2 separate regions of the Homo sapiens genome follow, and region 2 is linked to region 1. A link is an interaction called in ENCODE POLR2A ChIA-PET data of the cell type or tissue named here. Cell type or tissue: GM12878. All regions are shown on one strand. Each heading gives the region's core, and the rest is flanking DNA. Links, peaks and the distances in the headings are about the cores only.

The links. Peaks named below come from ENCODE experiments on the same cell type or tissue, not always from the same donor. Only the 100,000 strongest peaks of a DNase experiment are listed, where the experiment ranks them.
Region 2: POLR2A ChIA-PET joins it to region 1 with 5 read pairs; 3 of 35 experiments call an interaction of 5 or more read pairs at or near these places.

What each region holds. Positions count from the first base shown.
Region 1 is chr13:40,647,604-40,659,133 of GRCh38, forward strand. All of the region lies in intron 1 of FOXO1 (forkhead box O1), which reads right to left. Among named protein-coding and RNA genes, the nearest start is that of FOXO1, 13 kb to the right of the region's middle. RefSeq lists enhancers at 4,112-4,633, 4,634-5,154. In GM12878, for the core only: no CTCF peak of the experiment used is centred there; no DNase peak of the experiment used is centred there; H3K4me3 peaks cover 2,267 bases; H3K27ac peaks cover 2,680 bases.
Region 2 is chr13:40,359,266-40,368,806 of GRCh38, forward strand. All of the region lies in intron 6 of LINC00598 (long intergenic non-protein coding RNA 598), which reads right to left. Among named protein-coding and RNA genes, the nearest start is that of LINC00598, 120 kb to the right of the region's middle. In GM12878, for the core only: no CTCF peak of the experiment used is centred there; no DNase peak of the experiment used is centred there.

The sequences.
Region 1 (11,530 bases), core at 2,161-10,160:
CATGTTGGTCAGGCTGCACTCCAACTCCTGAGCTCAAGTGAGCCACCAGCCTCAGCGTCCCAGAGTGCTAGGATCACAGGCATGAGCCACCGCGCCCAGCTATCTAGTGTCAATTTAAATCATGGCCCAGCCCAAAGAACCTAGAAGGATGGGGGGAAGCCATTTTTCCCTGCTATATAGCTTCTGGTGCCCAATGTGGAGCATCCTTCACTGGCTGGAACACTACTAGCTCCAGGACTGTTCCAGCTGCAGGATCCTGAGACCCTGACAAAACGCCAGCTGTAGCTAAGACTTTTTACCACATTGGGCTCCCACATCTATGCCTGCAGAGTCTGGTCAAAGCAAGAGTGGTAAGAGTCTCTTTGTCTTTTCCCCTTTATCTGTATAATCCCCATTAACTTATAGCTGAGGATGCTCTATAAGTTTCAATCATCTGACTCTTCTTCGAGTCACCAGTGCATAAGAAAATACAATTTTTTTTTTATCTTGTTAGTCTGCCTTATGTCAATTTAATTATTGGCTCAGTCAAAGAACCTACAGTAGAGGAAAGCCATATTGTGTTCCCCTACAGGGATAATTATTGATGGAGGTGCTGATTACATTCAGGAAACAGAAGCACACTCATAAACTTTTAGTTGGTAGCAACAGAACACTCCCTTCCTCAGGTCAAAATACACACCGGCTAAGAGTTCCCTTTTGTAGCTCTTCCCAACTGTTGATACTCTGTACTGATAATACTAGTAAAGGCATCACAAAAAGTTCTTTCCACCATGTATACTTAGATGCAAAACAGTTCAAAAACCCAAAAATGTCAAACTAGTCAAAAAATAAATCCAAATTAAAAAATGCAAAAACTAAATATGATTGTTAGCATTTTCTTATTATTGTGCACTATTTTCATAGGCTCAGGCTTCCATAAAAAGCATGTGCATTCAACTATACACAGCAGAAATAAAATCATTAATACTTTCTTAGTGCATTCCAATTTTACTTTTTTCCTGTCTTCCTCTGCCGAAGGAGCCAAAATGTGTATTTCCCCACACTATCACAGGAAACAAAACAAGGGAATTCCACCTAAATTGAAGGATGTCAAATTCCCAGGCATAGCCAAGCAGGATGTCAAAGGTCATGCCCCATATCTGACCAGCCCAAAATACTATTAATATATTTATAGCTAGAATGAATAACCATAAATCCAAAAGCTTTAGCCTGATGAAAGATAGAAGGGGCATTAAAAATTAAGTTTTCTAAGCCTACATGGATATGCTGTCCTAGTAACATTCAGGTTCATTTGCACAATAAACATGATCTAACAAGTCATTATGCTCTAATCAACAGCCGTTGATGTGATGTGCCTTGTGCAGGTCTGCGGGAAAGTGGCTGCTAACTTGTTTCAGGCCAGAGTAACAAGATAGCAACCTGAGAGAGCAGGGACGTCCCCTGGAGAAGTAGGCTTTTGTGCAAAAAGCCCATCACAAACCTTAAGGTTTAATAAAAGTCAATGTCATTTTAAGTGAGTCTCAGCAAGCCACACAGAAACAAGCCTCATAGGGCACATGACTAAGTGGAAAGGGGTTGTCTTCATTTCAAATCCAAGGAGTGTATTCACACAGTTAAGGATCACAGACAATTCTGTCTTGAAAAGAATCCCTCTGATGCATTACTCTACAATCTGAAGTGTTTTAAGTTCTCATTTTATCTCTCTGACTTAATTACTTCTTCCTCCCAATACCCTTTAAAATCAATTCTCTAAAAAAATGGGGGGTGGGGAGTATAAATGAGGCTTAATTGGAGGCCCCCAAGTTGTCAATCATGACAGAATTGATGACTTCTGTGGATGAAAGTGTTTTCCTTTTCCCTTCTTGCCATAAACACAGGCGGAAGTCATGGTTAGTCTAAGAAACATAACCATCAACAGTTTGTCTTTGATTAAAATGTGTCCCTATTTTCATCGCAAAGGAAATTATTAAGTAGGGTCCTCCTATATGTTCAGCATTTTACATGACCCAAGATCATTTACATCGTTCAATGAGATCACAGAGCACAATAATTATTTTAATTTTTTTCTTAAAAATATAATGTATAAGGCATACAATCAAATTAGGTAATAAATTCAGAAATTGACTCACTTCAAACATATACCCTCCAATTGTGAGGAATGAGAAATTCACCATAAATTATGAGCTCCATCTGTACTGATATATTCCCTTCATTTTATTCCACATTCCCCACATTCTTCACCTCTAGTTCAGAATAAAGCAATCACACCAAAGAATGCAATGGCACAAACTTTAACATTCAAACTATTACAGGAAAGGGGTCCCAATCCAGACCTCAAATGACAGTTCTTGGATCTCCCACAAGGAAGAATTCTGGACGAGTCCCTAGAGTAAAGTGAAAGCAAGTTTATTAGGAAAGTAAAGTAATAAAAGAATGGCTACTCCGTAGACAAAGCAGCCCAAGGGCTGCTGATTGCCCATTTTTATGGCTATTTCTTGATGATATGCTAAACGAGGGGTGGATTATTCATGCCTCCCCTTTTTAGACTATATATATAGAGTAACTTCCTGACTTTGCCACAGCACTTGTAAACTGTCATGGGGCTTGTGGGAGTGTGGCAGTGAGAACAACCAGAGGTCACTCTCGTGGCCATCTTTGTTTTGGTGGGTTTTAGCTGGCTTCTTTACTGCAACCTGTTTTACCAGCAAGGTCTTTATGACCTGTATCTTGTGCTGACCAACTATCTCATCCAGTGAGTTAGAATGCCTTAACCGTCTGGGAATGCAGCCCAGTAGGTCTCAGCCTCATTTTACCCAGCTCCTATTCAAAATGGAGTTGCTCTGGTTCACACGCCTCTTGACAAAACTACTTTTTAAGAGGTTTGAATCTCAATTAAGCTGAACAGATTAAGAATGTTTATTTCTGAGTTAGGCACCAAAGGAAGGACAGTAGGCTAAAAAGAGATCACAAAGAAGGGCAGTGACACCCTGAGGGTCCACTCCTCAAGCACAGGGACAGGCCGATTCCAAGACCAACCTAAACACTCAAGAGCAGGCAGGTAATTATTGAAGCCTGTGACAATCATGCTTTTTAAATTGTTATTTTAATAATCTGGATTCTGCTCTTGTTTAGCTTTGGTTTTTGTTGTTGTTAATTGTTGTTGTTTTTTGAGATGGAGTCTCACTCTGTTACCCAGGCTGGAGTGCAGTGGCGCAATCTTGGCTCACTGCAACCTCTGCCTCCTGGATTCAAGCAATTGTCCTGCCTCAGCCTCCCGAGTAGCTGGGACTACAGGCATGCACCACCATGCCCAGCTAATTTGTGTATTTTTAGTAGAGACTGGGTTTCACCACGTTAGCCAGGCTGATCTCAAACTCCTAACCTCAAGTGATCTGCTGACTTCAAGTGATCCGCCAACCTCAGCCTCCCAAAGTGCTGGGGTTACAGGTGTGAGCCACCACGCACTGCCTAGTTTTTTTGGTTTTTTGTTTTTTGTTTTTTGTTTTTGTTTTTTTTTAAGAAACATGGTCCCAGTGTGTTGCCCAGCCTGGACTTGAACTCCTGGGCTCAAGGGATCCTCTGGCCTCAGCCTTGCGAATAGACAAGACTACAGGCACACAGTACTCTCTCTGCCTGGATGGACTCTGCTTCCTTTTTATAAAAAGTACGTTCTAGGTACAGTTCAGAACACTGAAAGTATCAAAATGGCACTTCAAGAAATACAAAGCACCTTAAAGAAATACCCAGAATTACTGGAATATAATTCCCTAGGAGAACCACTACAGAGCACAGAGGTCACAGCAGGGAAAGTATCCACTCCAAAACCAGAAAAGAGGATATCAATAACATCAAAACATGCCTAATTACAGGAATCTTTAACCCTGATAAATTTCCTTAGTATGAATTTTTTTAATTATACCAAATAACTTCAAGAGAGGAAAAAATAAAACATTTTGATGACCTCTAAAATGTAGTCATCAACTGCTAAATGTTTAAAAATAGTGTTTTATCATCATCAGAAAGACTTCATGTTAATACAAATACATGACATACAAATATACATCTAAATATACATTATATTTATAACATAAATATACATCTAAATATACATCATATTTATAATATAAATATAAGATTATAAATAAATTCAGGTCCTACAAAATTCATTCTATCTCAAAATTTCACAAATTCAACAAACTGCTCCAGGCACACCGGTAACAGAAGAGACTGGGAGTATGGGAATCTTTCAAATTCAACGTATGTAAATGTCATAATGGGCCACTGAAGAGAAAATTAAATCCTAAAAGGTTGAAGGGGAGAGACCAATTCAGTCATACAGATTGAAGAACTCTCAGGGTAGGATGATCCACAGGAAGCTTTCCCATTCACCACATGTAAATTTCATGATGGCCTACATACCTACCCATCCAGAGAGAAAAGTTTCCAATGCAACCAGCTTGGTGCCAAGTACACAAACAACCCCAATCGATATTTACAAGTTTTGCAAGTTCCCCTCTCCTCCCTCCCCACTCCCCGTTTAGGAGGTAGCCCTGCAGAGAGAGAGTTCTGCTGCAAACAGATGAGGTAACTGTAATTCAAGAGAGCCCACTTTCTCCTGTATTCAAATCACAGTATAGTATGAATGATGGCAGGCTGAAACCTACTGGTGTAACAAACTGGTGATTCTTTTTTTTTTTTTTTTTTGAGTTGGAGTCTCTGTCGCCCAGGCTGGAGTGTAGCGGCAAGATCTCCGCTCACTGCAACCTCTGGCTCCCCAGGGTCCGCCAACACGCCTGGCTAATTTTTGCATTTTTAGTAAACACGAGGTTTCGCCATGTGGCCCAGGCTGGTATCGAACTCCTAACCTCAGGTTATCCACCCGCCTAGGCCTCCCAAAGTACTGGGATTACAGGCGTGAGCCACCGTGCCGGCCCAAACTGATGATTCTGCAAATTAAACCTCACAGCTCATGAAGGCACATCATCTCTGATACAAAATTATGGTGACTGAACATGCCTATCTTGATGTTACTTATGCAACTCTATCCTGAAGGTTAGAGAAGAGAAAAAACCTTTTTCATGTCAAAATAGAACAATAAAATCCACATTGTGACCGTTACTACCTCAAGAATCTGCCAAAATAAGAGCTTCTAGCTAAACCATATGCAAACCATTTCCTTTGACCTTGCTTCCAAGCAACCAAAATGTCTCAAGTATTTGACGTTTACTTGTATGAACCACTCCCAAATATTTATGTGGTTATTTTGCTTTCAAGCTTTGAAGGACACAACATTTACAAGCCTGGGAATTAGGTGATTCAATTATAATTTCTCTTTCCAAACTAAATTTGAAATCTAAGTGCATTTCTCTTTTTTTTTTTCTTCAAGACAAGAGTATTGCTCTGTCGCCCAGGCTGGAGTGCAGTGGCACAATCTCGGCTCACTGTAACCTCCACCTCCTGGGTTCAAGCCATTCTCCTGCCTCAGCCTCCCGAGTAGCTGGGATTACAGACACGCACCACCACGCCTGGCTAATTTTTGTGTTTTTAGTAGAGGCAGGGTTTCACCATGTTGCCAGGCTTGTCTCGAACTCCTAACCTCATGATCCACCCGCTTCAGCCTCCCAAATTGCTGACATTACAGGCACGAGCCACCACGCCCAGCCTCTAAATGCATTTCTTTTCAGGTACAGAATGCAGGGTGCCTTTTCACTCTCACCCTTGCCACTGCTGCAAGATGAAGACCCTCTCATTCTGTGCTGGGGATTCCTCACTCAAAGAGGGGTTTTCGCTCAGCCACTTGCATGGCAGGCTTCTGAGCCTGGTACCCGCAGAGGAAATGCACTAATTTTTTAATTAAAAAAGGAAAACCAATATGAAAGGAGAGGGCCGAAACACTGAGGAGACAAAGCCCAGTGCCTCCCGGCCTCAGCTAACTCTTCAGAATACCAAACCATTGAAGAAATCTTTATCTTCCCACATAATGCAAACTGGTTTCCCTCTTCCTCCTTTCCTCATTAGGCCCAAATAAGACTTAGGAGGATTAATCATGCGCATTGGCTTTTTTACTGCAGTTACAAAATACAACCACAGAGGTTCCCTCCCTTTCCTGATGCCAGGTTCACTTGGCTACTTTCAGATTTTTAACTGAGCAAAAACCCAGCCCCTCACCAGTAAGTACTTTGTAAGTACTCACCAGTACTTACAAAGGCAGTACTATAACACCTTCAAGATGGGGAAACCACGGTTTTAAACAGAAACACATATTTTCCCTCAACATGGATGCTTTATCATATCTCTAACATAGTAAGAGTAGAGAGTCACAAAACCATGACCTATATTTTCCAGACTGTTAGAACAGCAATTGAGAAAAACTGTTTATCCAAGAAATATCTTTAATGAAACAAAAAAGAACAAAAGCATACAAGGGAAGCCCTCTCTTCCACCCTCTTTCTCATCACAGTTTTGCCCTTATCAGATAAGACAGGTAGGGGTTCCAGGGCTGTTAAGCTCATGGGGTATATCATTAGGACCAGCTCTGTAACTGGAACTGCTCAAAGAATGAATGACATCTTTATTAAGACAAACATCATCTGACCAGGCTCGGTGGCTCATGCCTGTAATCTCAGCACTTTGGGAGGCTGAGGTGGGCAGGTCACAAGGTCAGGAGTTCAAGACCAGCCTAGCCAAGACAGTGAAACCTCATCTCTACTAAAAATACTAAAAAAAAAAAAAAAAAAAAAAAAAAAAAATTAGCCAGGCGTGGTGGTGGCCGCCTGTAATCCCAGCTACTCAGGAGGCTGAGACGGAGAACTACTTGAACTCTGGAGGCGGAGGTTGCAGTGAACCGAGATGGTGTCACTGCACTCCAGCCTGGGCGACAGAGCGAGACTCTGTCACAAAAAAAAAAAAAAAGAAGAAAAAGAAAAAGACAAACATCATCTAGGGAGAAAAATACATCAACGCAGAAAAAAAAGATTTTCTTTTTAGGTCTCGAAGATCTGTATACAAGATGCTGGAACCAAGTCACACTGAAAAAGTTGACAGCCTGGAAATTTCTATATGTGGCTGGCCAGAGATGTATAAAGAATACAGTGGGGCTTACTGGAGATAACAGCACTTCCCAGATGAGGGGTGCTGCAGTGTAGACCAAGGGGCCACGACACTTTAGAGGTGGTACTGGCCTCTGAGAAGGCAGAGGTCTCTAAGAATTAAAGAACTCCTATGACTTAAGGTCAGCAGAGATAGGCTATCTTGAAAGAAATGATCTACCTCCCTTCCCTGAGGGAGATAAGAACCCTCAGGGAACCCTCCCTTCAAAATTAGAACCAAGATGAGAATGAAGTTGAAGGATGAAGATGTTTTATATAATATCTTTACTTACAAAAATTAAAAGACCAAAGATGTGCTGTAATTCTGAACTTCACTGGATCTACAAACATCAATAGTGGTCGGCAGGGCGTGGGGGCTCATGCCAGTGATCCCAGCACTTTGGGAGGCCAAGGTGGGTGGATCAGTTGAGGTCAGGATTTCGAGACCAGTCTGGCCAACATGGTGAAACCCCGTCCCTACTAAAAATACAAAAATTAGCTAGGTGTGGTGGTCTCTACTATTACAGGTGTGCCTGTAATCCCAGCTATTTGGGAGGGTGAGGCAGGAGAATCGCTTGAACCTGGGAGGCAGAGGTTGCAGTGAGCCAAGATTGGGCCACCGCACTCCAGCTTGGTGACAGAGTTAGACCCCATCTCAAAAAAAAAAAAAAAAAAAAATTAGACTGGCCAGTTCCATATTGTTTCCTAGTTGGTTTTGACTAGTTTTGCCTGACATCATTAACAATCATGCAAGTGTGAGATCCTGGTGCGTCTGAAAGCTATTTTCTCCACGTGGAAGGTAACTTAGACATTTAATAAAACCTCACGGTAGTGGGCTTTTTCATTTATTTAACTGTCCCCCACCCCTCATCAGCAATGTACCTTTTAAATAAAATGTCTGCTTCTATAGGGATAAATATATTAGTAAAATAGTTTTCTACACTTCTTTTTTTTTTTTTTTTTTTTTGGCAGAGTCTTGCTGTCGCCCAGGCTCAGGCCGGAGTGTCGTGGCATAATCTCAGCTCACTACAGCCTCCACCTCACAGGTCTGAGGCATTTTCGTGCCTCAGTCTCCCAAGTAGCAGGGACCACAGGCATGCACCATCACCACTGGCTAATTTTTTGTATTTTTAGTAGAGATGGGATTTCACTATATTGGCCAGGCCAACTCCTGGCTTCCAGTGATCTACCCACCTCAACCTCCCAAAGTGCTGGGATTACAGGTGTGAGCCACCGCGCCCGGACAGCTCTCCTCAACACTTGCCATTTCTAAATGGCTGATGAGTGTTATTTAATCTACAACTGTGCCTTCTGATGTGCCACAATGCCATTTTTACTGCATAAACCTTTTGGTTCAACATGAGCTAGTCAGACTCACTCCAAGTACACTTAACAGTTAATACATTCAGTCCTATTGGACTGTAATGGTGTCAGTTTTGCATTTGGCCTATCCAAATTTAACCTCCTCTGGATCTATTGAAATATCCCATTATAATCTTCATTCTTGCATTTGGGTTAGTGGGAAGATAATTATTGCAATAAGAAAGCCATCAAGGATATCTAATATTTAGCTAAGGCAATATTAGAACTGACATTTACATTTTGAAGTATCTTTTCAAGCCAATATAACCTTCCCTCATAATTGCCTTAAGTATATTTTGAAATTGCTGACTTCAATTCAGAATTTCTCATTTTTCAAAAAAGCAAGACTTAATTTAATAGTAATCTTTCTTTCTTTGAATCACTCTGCTACCAGGACACTGGGCCTCACTGAAGTTAATTTTAAAGAACAGATCAAGCAAAAAGCTAAATACATTGTAAATGCCAACTATTCACATTAAGTCAATTACATAATCTGTTCTATGTATTGCCAAATTCCGTATGTCAGTTTCAAAATCAACTGCAGTACACTGGCTATAAATTGCATTCCATAGGTCTCCATATTTACACAAGTGTGTTCCTAAGTAGTTGCATTTTAAAATTGTTTAATGTAATCATATTTTCATAATTTCTTATTTGGCAAAAACAAAGATATCATTTGATAAATTTGGTCCATAACACAGCATTATTTTCATAATATGTCCTTTCTACCTATACTTTTCAAACTGTTTGTGTATTTCACATGCCTATCACTCTGAGAAATTTTTTTTTTTTTTTGAGACCGAGTCTCTCTCTGTCGCCCAGGCTGGAGTGCAGTGGCACGATCCAGGCTCACTGTAAGCTCCGCCTCCTGGATTCACACCATTCTCCCGCCTCAGCCTCCCGAGTAGCTGTGACTACAGGCACCCGCCACCACACTTGGCTAATTTTTTTCTGTCTTTTTAGTAGAGACGGGATTTCACCGTGTTAGCCAGGATGGTCTCAATCTCCTGACTTCGCACTCAGAGAAACTGATGCTTCCCATATTTTCAGGCCTTTATGAATGCCAGTCCACCATCCCAAAAATATATCTTGAAAATAAGATGAACTAATGGACAGAAAGATGTGCATTTACACAGATATATGATCAAGCAAGCATAATGAAATGTCATTAGTAGAAAAGGTAGTAGAAATTCTTCCAATTTTGCTGAATGCTTGAAAATTTTCATAGCGAAATCGTAAGGGAACAATCTCCCATCCTTTTTTTTCTTTTTTTTTTTTTTTTGAGATGGGAGTCTTGCTGTGTCGCCCAGGCTGGACTACAGTGGCGTGATCTCGGCTAACCGCAACCTCCACCCCTCCAACCCCCTGCCCCAAGTTCAAGCAATTCTCCTGCCTCAGCCTCACAAGTAGCTGGGACTACAGATGCATGCCACCACACTCACTTAATCTCTTCTATTTTTAGCAGTGACAGGGTGTTGCCATGTTGGCCAAGCTGGTTTCTAACTCCTGACCTCAAATGATCTGCCCACCTTGGCCTCCCAAAGTGCTGGGATTACAGGCATGACCCACTGTGCCAGGCCCAATCTCCCATTTTCAAAGCCTGGTTCAACGGCCAATACAGAACTTCATTTTTCTCTAAGACACTTAACTCTTCCCACTGTATATCATAGTTACTTACACATTGCATCTAGTCTTCCTACTGGATCTATGTTTTGAGTCATTGCTACCACTCAAAAACACCTAGCACATCTTGTACACAGTAATTATTCAACAAATAAATGGAAAAAAAAGGACTCTGACAATCTGTTGAAAACAAAATAATCACTGTTCTTTAGTTATACTACTTCTTAAATTATTCTCACATGATACAGACTGTGATATTCTCAACACACAGGAAGCTGAAATATAAAAGACCCATGTATCAAGAAAGAATTTTTTTCCTAACAACATATTTACAATGTAACTGAGAAGCCAAGACATACAGACATTAAAGTTAAATTATATATAATACACAGCAGCATGAATTAAAAGATTACCAGATATTCACTCAGAGGACAAAAATTCCTCTGGGTAGGAGCCAAGATTGGAAGTTGGTGAACTGACTTGAACCTTGCACACTGAGCAAGATCTGCTGAATTTCAGGGCTCAAGATGATCTAAGCTCTGGGGACAGGAGCGTCTAGGCCTGAAATACTAAAAGCTAAACGAGGGGAATGGTTAGCGGGTAGGAACGGAAAGTCTCAACAGACCCTGAGAAAGAAGAGTTAACAGACTTGGGAACACTAAACACCAGGAGAGTGCTCAAGAAGACACCAAGGTTTGAAAACTAGGGAAAGAACTAACTAGACCATTAACCCAACTGGGGACCTTGAAATGAGCCATCTGAGGGCAGGGGGAAATACAGTATGTTCAGTTTTAGACATGCTGGATTTGAGATAAAAGTGGGACCTCCAGAGCCTTTAGGTAACTGGATACACAAGGCAACAGAGAGTAAGTTACCTAAGAAAATACCAGAGAAAAAGTCCACAACTAGTCCTGAGGTATACTTATGAATGAGGATAGGAGAAGGAAAAATAAGCGAACCAACTGGAGAAGCCAGATGGCAGGAGGACCATTGTAATGGAATCCAAGATAAGAAACGATTTCTCAAAGCAAAGCTAAGAAAAGGAAGACGTGGCCGGGCGCAGTGGCTTACGCCTGTAATCCTAGCACTTTGGGAGGCCGAGGCGGGTGGATCACAAGGTCAGGAGATGGAGACCATCCTGGCTAACACGGTGAAATCCCGTCTCTACTAAAAATACAAAAAAAAATTAGCCGGGCGTGGTGGTGGGCGCCTGTAGTCTCAGCTACTCAGGAGGCTGAGGCAGGAGAATAGCGTGAACCCGGGAGGCGGAGCTTGCAGTGAGCCAAGATTGCACCACTGCACTCCAGCCTGGATGACTGAGCAAGACTCCATCTCAAAAAAGAAAAAGAAAAGAAAAGGAAGACTTAGGCTGGGCCCAGTGGCTCACGCCTGTAATCCCAGCACTTTAGGTGGGCAGATCACGAGGTTAGGAGTTCGAGACCAGCCTGACCAACATG
Region 2 (9,541 bases), core at 1-8,000, 290 kb before region 1:
CATTCAAAAGCTAGCAGAAGGCAAGAAATAACTAAAATCAGAGCAGAACTGAAGGAAATAGAGAAACAAAAAACCCTTCAAAAAATTAATGAATCCAGGAGCTGGTTTTTTGAAAGGATCAACAAAATTGATAGACCGCTAGCAAGACTAATAAAGAAAAAAAGAGAGAAGAATCAAATAGATGCAATAAAAAATGATAAAGGGGATATCACCACCGATCCCACAGAAATACAAACTACCATCAGGGAATACTACAAACAACTCTACGCAAATAAACTAGAAAATCTAGAAGAAATGGATAAATTCCTGGACACATACACTCTCCCAAGACTAAACCAGGAAGAAGTTGAATCTCTGAATAGACCAATAACAGGATCTGAAATTGTGGCAATAATCAATAGCTTACCAACCAAAAAAAGTCCAGGACCAGATGGATTCACAGCCGAATTCTACCAGAGGTACAAGGAGGAACTGGTACCATTCCTTCTGAAACTATTCCAATCAATAGAAAAAGAGGGAATCCTCCCTAACTCATTTTATGAGGCCAGCATCATTCTGATACCAAAGCCAGGCAGAGACACAACCAAAAAAGAGAATTTTAGACCAATATCCTTGATGAACATTGATGCAAAAATCCTCAATAAAATACTGGCAAACCGAATCCAGCAGCACATCAAAAAGCTTATCCACCATGATGACGTGGGCTTCATCCCTGGGATGCAAGGCTGGTTCAATATACGCAAATCAATAAATGTAATCCAGCATATAAACAGAGCCAAAGACAAAAACCACATGATTATCTCAATAGATGCAGAAAAAGCCTTTGACAAAATTCAACAACCCTTCATGCTAAAAACTCTCAATAAATTAGGTATTGATGGGACGTATTTCAAAATAATAAGAGCTATCTATGACAAACCCACAGCCAATATCATACTGAATGGGCAAAAACTGGAAGCATTCCCTTTAAAAACTGGCACAAGACAGGGATGCCCTCTCTCACCACTCCTATTCAACATAGTGTTGGAAGTTCTGGCCAGGGCAATCAGGCAGGAGAAGGAAATAAAGGCTATTCAATTAGGAAAAGAGGAAGTCAAATTGTCCCTGTTTGCAGACGACATGATTGTATATCTAGAAAACCCCATTGTCTCAGCCCAAAATCTCCTTAAGCTGATAAGCAACTTCAGCAAAGTCTCAGGATACAAAATCAATGTACAAAAATCACAAGCATTCTTATACACCAACAACAGACAAACAGAGAGCCAAATCATGAGTGAACTCCCATTCACAATTGCTTCAAAGAGAATAAAATACCTAGGAATCCAACTTACAAGGGATGTGAAGGACCTCTTCAAGGAGAACTACAAACCACTGCTCAAGGAAATAAAAGAGGATACAAACAAATGGAAGAACATTCCATGCTCATGGGTAGGAAGAATCAAAATCGTGAAAATGGCCATACTGCCCAAGGTAATTTACAGATTCAATGCCATCCCCATCAAGCTACCAATGACTTTCTTCACAGAATTGGAAAAAAATACTTTAAAGTTCATATGGAACCAAAAAAGAGCCCGCATCGCCAAGTCATTCCTAAGCCAAAAGAACAAAGCTGGAGGCATCACACTACCTGACTTCAAACTACACTACAAGGCTACAGTAACCAAAACAGCATGGTACTGGTACAAAAACAGAGATATAGATCAATGGAACAGAACAGAGCCCTCAGAAATAACGCCGCATATCTACAATTATCTGATCTTTGACAAACCTGAGAAAAACAAACAATGGGGAAAGGATTCCCTATTTAATAAATGGTGCTGGGAAAACGGGCTAGCCATATGTAGAAAGCTGAAACTGGATCCCTTCCTTACACCTTATACAAAAATCAATTCAAGATGGATTAAAGACTTAAACGTTAGACCTAAAACCATAAAAACCCTAGAAGAAAACCTAGGCATTACCATTCAGGACATAGGCATGGGCAAGGACTTCATGTCTAAAACACCAGAAGCAATGGCAACAAAAGACAAAATTGACAAATGGGATCTAATTAAACTAAAGAGCTTCTGCACAGCAAAAGAAACTACAATCAGAGTGAATAGGCAACCTACAAAATGGGAGAAAATTTTCGCAACCTACTCATCTGACAAAGGGCTAATATCCAGAATCTACAATGAGCTCAAACAAATTTACAAGAAAAAAACAAACAACCCCATCAAAAAGTGGGTGAAGGACATGAACAGACACTTCTCAAAAGAAGACATTTATGCAGCCAAAAAACACATGAAAAAATGCTCACCATCACTGGCCATCAGAGAAATGCAAATCAAAACCACAATGAGATACCATCTCACACCAGTTAGAATGGCAATCATTAAAAAGTCAGGAAACAACAGGTGCTGGAGAGGATGTGGAGAAATAGGAACACTTTTACACTGTTGGTGGGACTGTAAACTAGTTCAACCATTGTGGAAGTCAGTGTGGCGATTCCTCAGGGATCTAGAACTGGAAATACCATTTGACCCAGCCATCCCATTACTGGGTATATACCCAAAGGACTATACATCATGCTGCTATAAAGACACATGCACACGTATGTTTATTGCGGCATTATTCACAATAGCAAAGACTTGGAACCAACCCAAATGTCCAACAATGATAGACTGGATTAAGAAAATGTGGCACATATACACCATGGAATACTATGCAGCCATAAAAAATGATGAGTTCATGTCCTCTGTAGGGACATGGATGAAATTGGAAATCATCATTCTCAGTAAACTATCGCAAGAACAAAAAACCAAACACCGCATATTCTCACTCATAGGTGGGAATTGAACAATGAGATCACATGGACACAGGAAGGGGAATATCACACTCTGGGGACTGTTGTGGGGTGGGGGGAGGGGGGAGGGATAGCATCAGGAGATATACCTAATGCTAGATGACGAGTTAGTGGGTGCAGTGCACCAGCATGGCACATGTATACATATGTAACTAACCTGCACAATGTGCACATGTACCCTAAAACTTAAAGTATAATTAAAAAAAAATAATAATAATGCAAAAACAAAACAAAAAAAAAAACAAAAAAAACATTTAGCTGAATGTGGTGGTATGCCCCTGTAGTCCTAACTTCTAGGGAGGCTGAGGTAGGAGGATCGCTTGAGCCCAAGAATTTGAGCTATAGTTAGGTGTGATGGCACCACCGCACTCCAGCCTGGGCAACAGAGTGAGATCCTGTCTCTAAAAAACAAACGAAAAAGGATTACAGGTGACCTCTTCACCCAAACCCAATGGATTTGACTGTCAGTAGCCCCACCTTCCCTCCTGCCTCCAACCTAACCTCCAAGGGTTCTGTCTTCCTCTGACTCACCACTCCCCACCCCTGCCCCACAGTCTGGCTGCCTATGGCTTCGCTTCATATTCCAGTCCAGAGAAACTCACACTCCATGTTTGCAACTACCCAGTGGGTAGCTCAGGAGCCCTGAAGTTTGACTGGAAAGGAAGTGATGAGGCCGGCATAAGATAACGTGAGTGAATCACTGAAATGATTCTGTTCTCTTAACTCTAGAAGTCAGGAGGCTTTTTTTAATTAGGAAATTTGAGAACTAAAAACTATGGAAGCGGACAATGTAGCCGACAGGGAAGGTGGCCACCTTCCTGCTCTAGCTCCTTTATTTCCCACTCACTAAGAAACTCTGCCCCAGCCCTCCTCCTCCTCCTCGGCGTTTTCTTCAGTTCCATGAGCCACCAGCATCTTTCCAATTAATTAAGTAAACCTGAGTAGGTCTCTTGCCTGCAAAGAGTCTGATGGATAACCCCTTCTCAGAACACCACTCAACTCCCAGCTCTTCCTCAAAGACCCACACAGACCCCTCTCGGATCCCCTTCACTTCTCATTTGGGCCTCACTGATCATCTCTGACCTAAGGTAACACCAGGCATTCTATACCACGTGTGCATGGCCATAAGGCATCATGAAAACCCTGCAGCGTCAAAGGGACCTGCATTTGAATACTGTCTAACCACGATTTAACTCTCTGCCTGGGAGATGTTATTTAACTTACCTTCTGAACTGCACTTCCTGGGGATACTGAGCAAGAAATGAACAAGAAATGCATGGAGCCCAGTCCACTCTCTGCCAAACGCTACATACACAGCCAGTGTTCCTATCTTCCCTGACTACTTGATGTCCCGTTTTAGATGGATGGTTCTTCTTGAGGCAAGGACTACGGTTTATACCTCTGTATCTAAGCACCTAGGAGGTGGGCTTTGTCTTTGGTGTTGTCATCTCATGCCCAATCCTAATCCCAGCCATTGCCTGTGGAATCAGCAGGAGCACTTTGACATTCAATGATAATGGTATTAATGACTGTAATTGTATTTGCCATGAGTTGTATTTGGAACAAATGTCTCTAACTGTATTTTTTAAAGCTTTGTTTTGGTTGCTATTCTATTAATATGCAGCTCCACAAAAGCTAAGAACTAGAAGAAAAAATCTATAAGAAATCAGAAGCAGGATGAAATTCTACCCAAGTGTTTAATCATCCCTAGAGTCGTGTTATTCTTCATCATGACCTAATCTTTCCTGCTGAAACTTCATCTCATTTTCTATGACATTCTACATTTTCATAATATACTTTAGATAGCCTCCAAGCCACTTTTCAGCTTTTATCTCCAGCTTATTTTACATTGTTCTCATAGCAGCTCATAGTAAGCACTATGCTAAGCACTTTGCATATATTTTTACCTTAATTCTTATAATGATTTATGACTACCTCCTATACTATATAAACATTATAAACATTATTATTATCACCATTTTATAAATGAGTAAGCTGCGGCTTAGAGGTCATGTACCTTGCCCAAGGTCATGCAGCAAGTAATTAATGGTGTCAGCGTCTGCACCTGAGTAGTCTGATGCCAGCACACAGACTGCGTCAGAGATTCCATAACTTCCATAACTTCTAAGGTTTTAATGTTCTTGTTGGCCTTTCTCTCATTTCTCTTTATCCATCATGATAAATGTACACCAATATTGATAAGAACTATCCTGATGGTAAGAATGGGAAAAAGATCTTAGTGTCCACGAGGACCATGTTTACAGCACAGAATAGCTAACGAAGAGGCATCAAAAAGAACCCAACTCATGCAATTAAATAATTGCACGAATTACTGGACAAAGACTTGTGGCAGCTAGAACCTCAAGCCAACGCCTGACATTAAAGAATCCCTGCTTGTAATTAACAATAACTCTGATTTCATGAGCAGCTACGATGTGCTTTTTAGCACAAGGCACCCTGCGGATGGCCCTTGTAGATGAGAAAATGGGAATTCAGAGTCATTAGGTGACTTGCTCAGAGTCATGTAGCCACAAGTGGCAGATCTGGTATCTATTTTATTTTGACCTCTGTTTTAGCCCAGAGCCTGTGCTGACCACATATTCTCCAGAACCCAATACCATCACCTGATGGCCATGGGCAACACCTCTCGTCTATCTCAGAGACTTGGTGGGAGGATGGTCTGCACACCCTCTCCCCATAACATAAAGAATTCATTCATGTCACCTCTGCCCACATGCAGCTCAGCCTTCTATTCATTCACCCACTATTCAGGCAGTGGATGCCAGAATTTTAACACCTTATATTTATAGAAGGTTTTGCAGTCACAGAAGCTTTTTCAAGATGAAGCTCAGGTGAGCTTGGTAAATCAGTGAAAGGCTCTTAATTTAGTGTTCTTCCCATTTTGCCTTCCTCTCTCTTGTCAAAAAGTGCTATCTGCATTTAAAAAAAAAAAAAAAAACTCTGTTGTGGTGGAGGTTAGTGAGAAAAATTCAGACCTCATTTCTCCTCTACCAACCTGAGATACTTCCCCCTGCCCCAAGACAGAGTCTTGCTCTCTCGCCCAGGGTGGAGTGTAGTAGTCCAATCTCCGCTCACTGCAACCTCTGCCCCCTGGGTTTTCAAGCAGTTCTCCTGCCTCAGCCTCTGGAGTGCTGGGATTACAGGCATGCGCCACACGCCTGGCTGATTTTTTTATTTTATTTCTTTTTTTTTTTCTAGACAGAGTTTCGCTCTTGTTGCCCAGGCTAGAGTGCAATGGCATGATCTCAGCTCACTGCAACCTCCGCCTCCTGGGTTCAAGCTATTCTTCTGCCTCAGCCTCCCCAGTAGCTGGGATTACAGGCACCTGCCACCATGCCCAGCTTATTTTTTGTATTTTTAGTAGAAACGGGGTTTCACTATGTTGGCCAGGCTGGTCTCTAACTCCTGACCTCAGGCAATCCACCCGCCTCGGCCTCCCAAAGTGCTGAGATTACAGGTGTGAGCCATCGCGCCTGGCCTAACTTTTGTATTTTCAGTAGAGACGGGGTTTCACCAGGCTGGCCGGGCTGGTCTGCGAACTCCTGACCTCATGATCTGCCCGCCACGGCTTCCCAAAGTGCTGGGATTACAGGTGTCAGCCACCGCACCCAGCCCTGAGATGCTTTTTAAAGTAATCTTTTTATGCTATGGTGGGGACAATTTGTAAAATACCTCCTTACTGTCTGTTATGTCCCAAAATCCAATTTGTGAAAACCCAGTTGCCAGAGTGCCCCCAAATGGCTTCCATCAAACATTGGATATTGAAAAGGCATGTGTCTATGTGACTAAAATGACTGCAATACCCCTTCCAATTTCCCTGGGACCCATAGGACACTACACTCAAAGGCTTGTGGCCCGAGGTTGCTTGTCACCCCCCAAGAGTAGAGGAAGCAAATGACTGGATAGCAGAAAAAAGATAGAAATCTTTTCAAGGGCTTGTCAACGTGGGATCCAAGTTTTTCTCTCCTGGTGGCCTTTAAAATCAAGTGAACTGCTCAAGCAGAAAAGAGTTATCGGCTCCCTCATTGGGGTCTATGAGTCAGGCCACGTGTTGGGTGTTTTTTCTGCTGCAATGGAGGGGCTAGTATTACATCAATGGCATAAAAGAGACTTTATTCATTGAAAGCATCCAAAATAGAAATGTTGCTGTAAAAGTAATTAGACTTGAATTTAAAAGGATCAGTTCCTCATTAAGGGTTTCCTCAAAGGCTTTTTACAAGCTTACAGCTCAACTCTAATCTCCAGTGTCAACTGTGCAAAGGAGCAATGCAGAGATGCATATTCACATCCTAAGAAGTGTGCCCACTGGTTTCACCGAAAAAGCACAGGGAGGATTTCACCGTACACAAATATAAATACGTGCTCGTCACCACCAGCAGCCCATCCCACACCCCTGAAATGTAGACCCAGGAGATCAAAGTCAACTCTTACACTTATAAAACCCAGAAGAAAACTCTGTAAGTCATGTTTAGAATTACAATTCGTTATTCTCGAGCTGCCTGAAATGTCAACGGAAACCCTTAATTAATAAGTTAGTTAGTTAAGATCATTCATTGTAATTCCCTATCAGTAATTTCTGGTTGTTTACCATGTGTCTAGCTCTGTTCTAGGTTTGAGGATACAAAGATACATAAGACACATTCCTGCTCTCCCAGAACTCAGTCTCTAGCAGGGTTTCTCAAAGTGTGTCTGCATTGGCGCACACATGCAACTGAGTGAAGTAAAGCTGAAAAGTACGAAGCAGCAGGTCTGATTTTCAGACTCCTAGGACCACTGAATTAGAATCTTTTTTTTTTTTTGAGATGGAGTCTCGCTCTGTCACCCAGGCTGGCGTGCAGTGGCACAAACTCAACTCACTGCAACCTCTGCCTCAGCCTCCCGAGTAGCTGGGATTACAGGCACCCACCACCACACCGGCTAATTTTTGTATTTTTAGTAAAGATGGGGTTTCATCATGTTGGCCAGGCTGGTCTTGAACTCCCAAACTCAGGTGATCCGCCCGCCTCGGCCTCCCAAAGCGCTGGAATTAACAGGCATGAGCCACCGTGCCCAGCCTGAATTGGAATCTTAATCAGAACCTCAAAGCACAGGTTCAAGCATCTTTTTGCAAGTCCTCCAGGTGACTTTTATGTACACAGAAGTTAAGTTATAGGCACTGTAATTTCAAAGCATTTGTAAATAATTTGTGAATTTCAATCCTGGGCTTTCTATTGCAAACCCATCTCTTAAGAGAATGGAAACAACCCACTCTATCCTACATGAGCTGCAGAATCAAACCTCGCCAGTTGATTACAGTAGACGTCTCTTGGTTCTCCCTTCTCTCAGTGAGTCTCTACACCTCCCATGCTCCACAAGGCCCACCACAAGCCCCCAACTTATCTATGTGGGGGTGGGGAACTCGCTGATGTGGGTAAGAGTTAAAAAGCATGTTGGAATCAGACCTGGGTTTAAATCCTAGCACTTTCGTTTATTGGTTGTGAAACCATAGGCAAGTTACTGGGCCTTTTGTTTCCTCTGTGAAATGAAGATAATAATAGTACCCTAGGGCATAGGAGCATCAGGGTTGGAATGAAATAATGCATGCAGAGAGCATACACATGGTTTTGTATACAGTGAGCATTTATTAAGTGTTGTTACCGTGGTTACCAAAGTCCTAGGCAGAAGTCTTTTGGGGTAATGGTTCAGAGAGCTCCAAAAAAATCCCACAAAGTTCACACCAGGCTAGCGTTTTCACTGAAAGAGGCTCAAAAGTCATGAAATGTAGGCACCTAAATGTAGACATGAATGAACAATGGTATACTTCTAAACCGTGCTGTGAAGTTTGCAAATTATGAAATTCTATAATTTGTGGCTGGGTAAGGGAGGGTAAGCAATGGTTGATATTTAAAGTAAACATTTTTTTAACTGAATTTATAAAACACAGATATACTGCACCTAAAGCAAGCCAGATATATAAAAATCTGAACTTGTTACGCATGTGTTTATCAAAGGACAGACATTCAGCTCCCTAAAACATTTATGATTTTATTTGCAAAATCTTTACCCAAACACAAAATTTCAGGAGGGCATCTATTACAAAGTTCAAATAGGGTTGCTACATTTAGCAAATCAAAATACAGGACACCCAGTTAAATTTGAATTTCAGATAAACAAACTTTTTTCTTTTAGTATCATTATGTCCTGTGAAGTATTTGGCAACCCTCACTGCAAAGCATGATTGTTTTTGACCTAAGTTCACGACTTCAATTCAGTATTCTTAGCAAGCTTGATGTTAGGAAAAGAAAAACTGCCTGGAAGTAAACTTATCACGAGTCAGGTAAATTAACAAAGTTTTAAGTGCTATGAGAAATTAATTAAACCAGCTTAATCACAGGGATTAAATTAAACCTGAGCTTTTCATTAAATGCTAAGAAGTTCAAATTTCCCTGTATGCCTGGAGAAATTCCTGCTATAATCAGAGTGTTCTAAAGTGCTATGTTAGTACTAGAGGAATAAATGGAGGAAAAGTTAACTTAGGAGAAATTCGTTATTAAGATCAGAAGCCAAGGTTCATCGTGTAATCTGGGCTCAAGGTTCAAACTTGCTTTCACAGTGAAGAAACACCGACCCAGGGCTTCTTGCTGCTGCGTGATAACTAACACCCCAGTGCATGCTTTCTTTCATTCCTTTAATTTC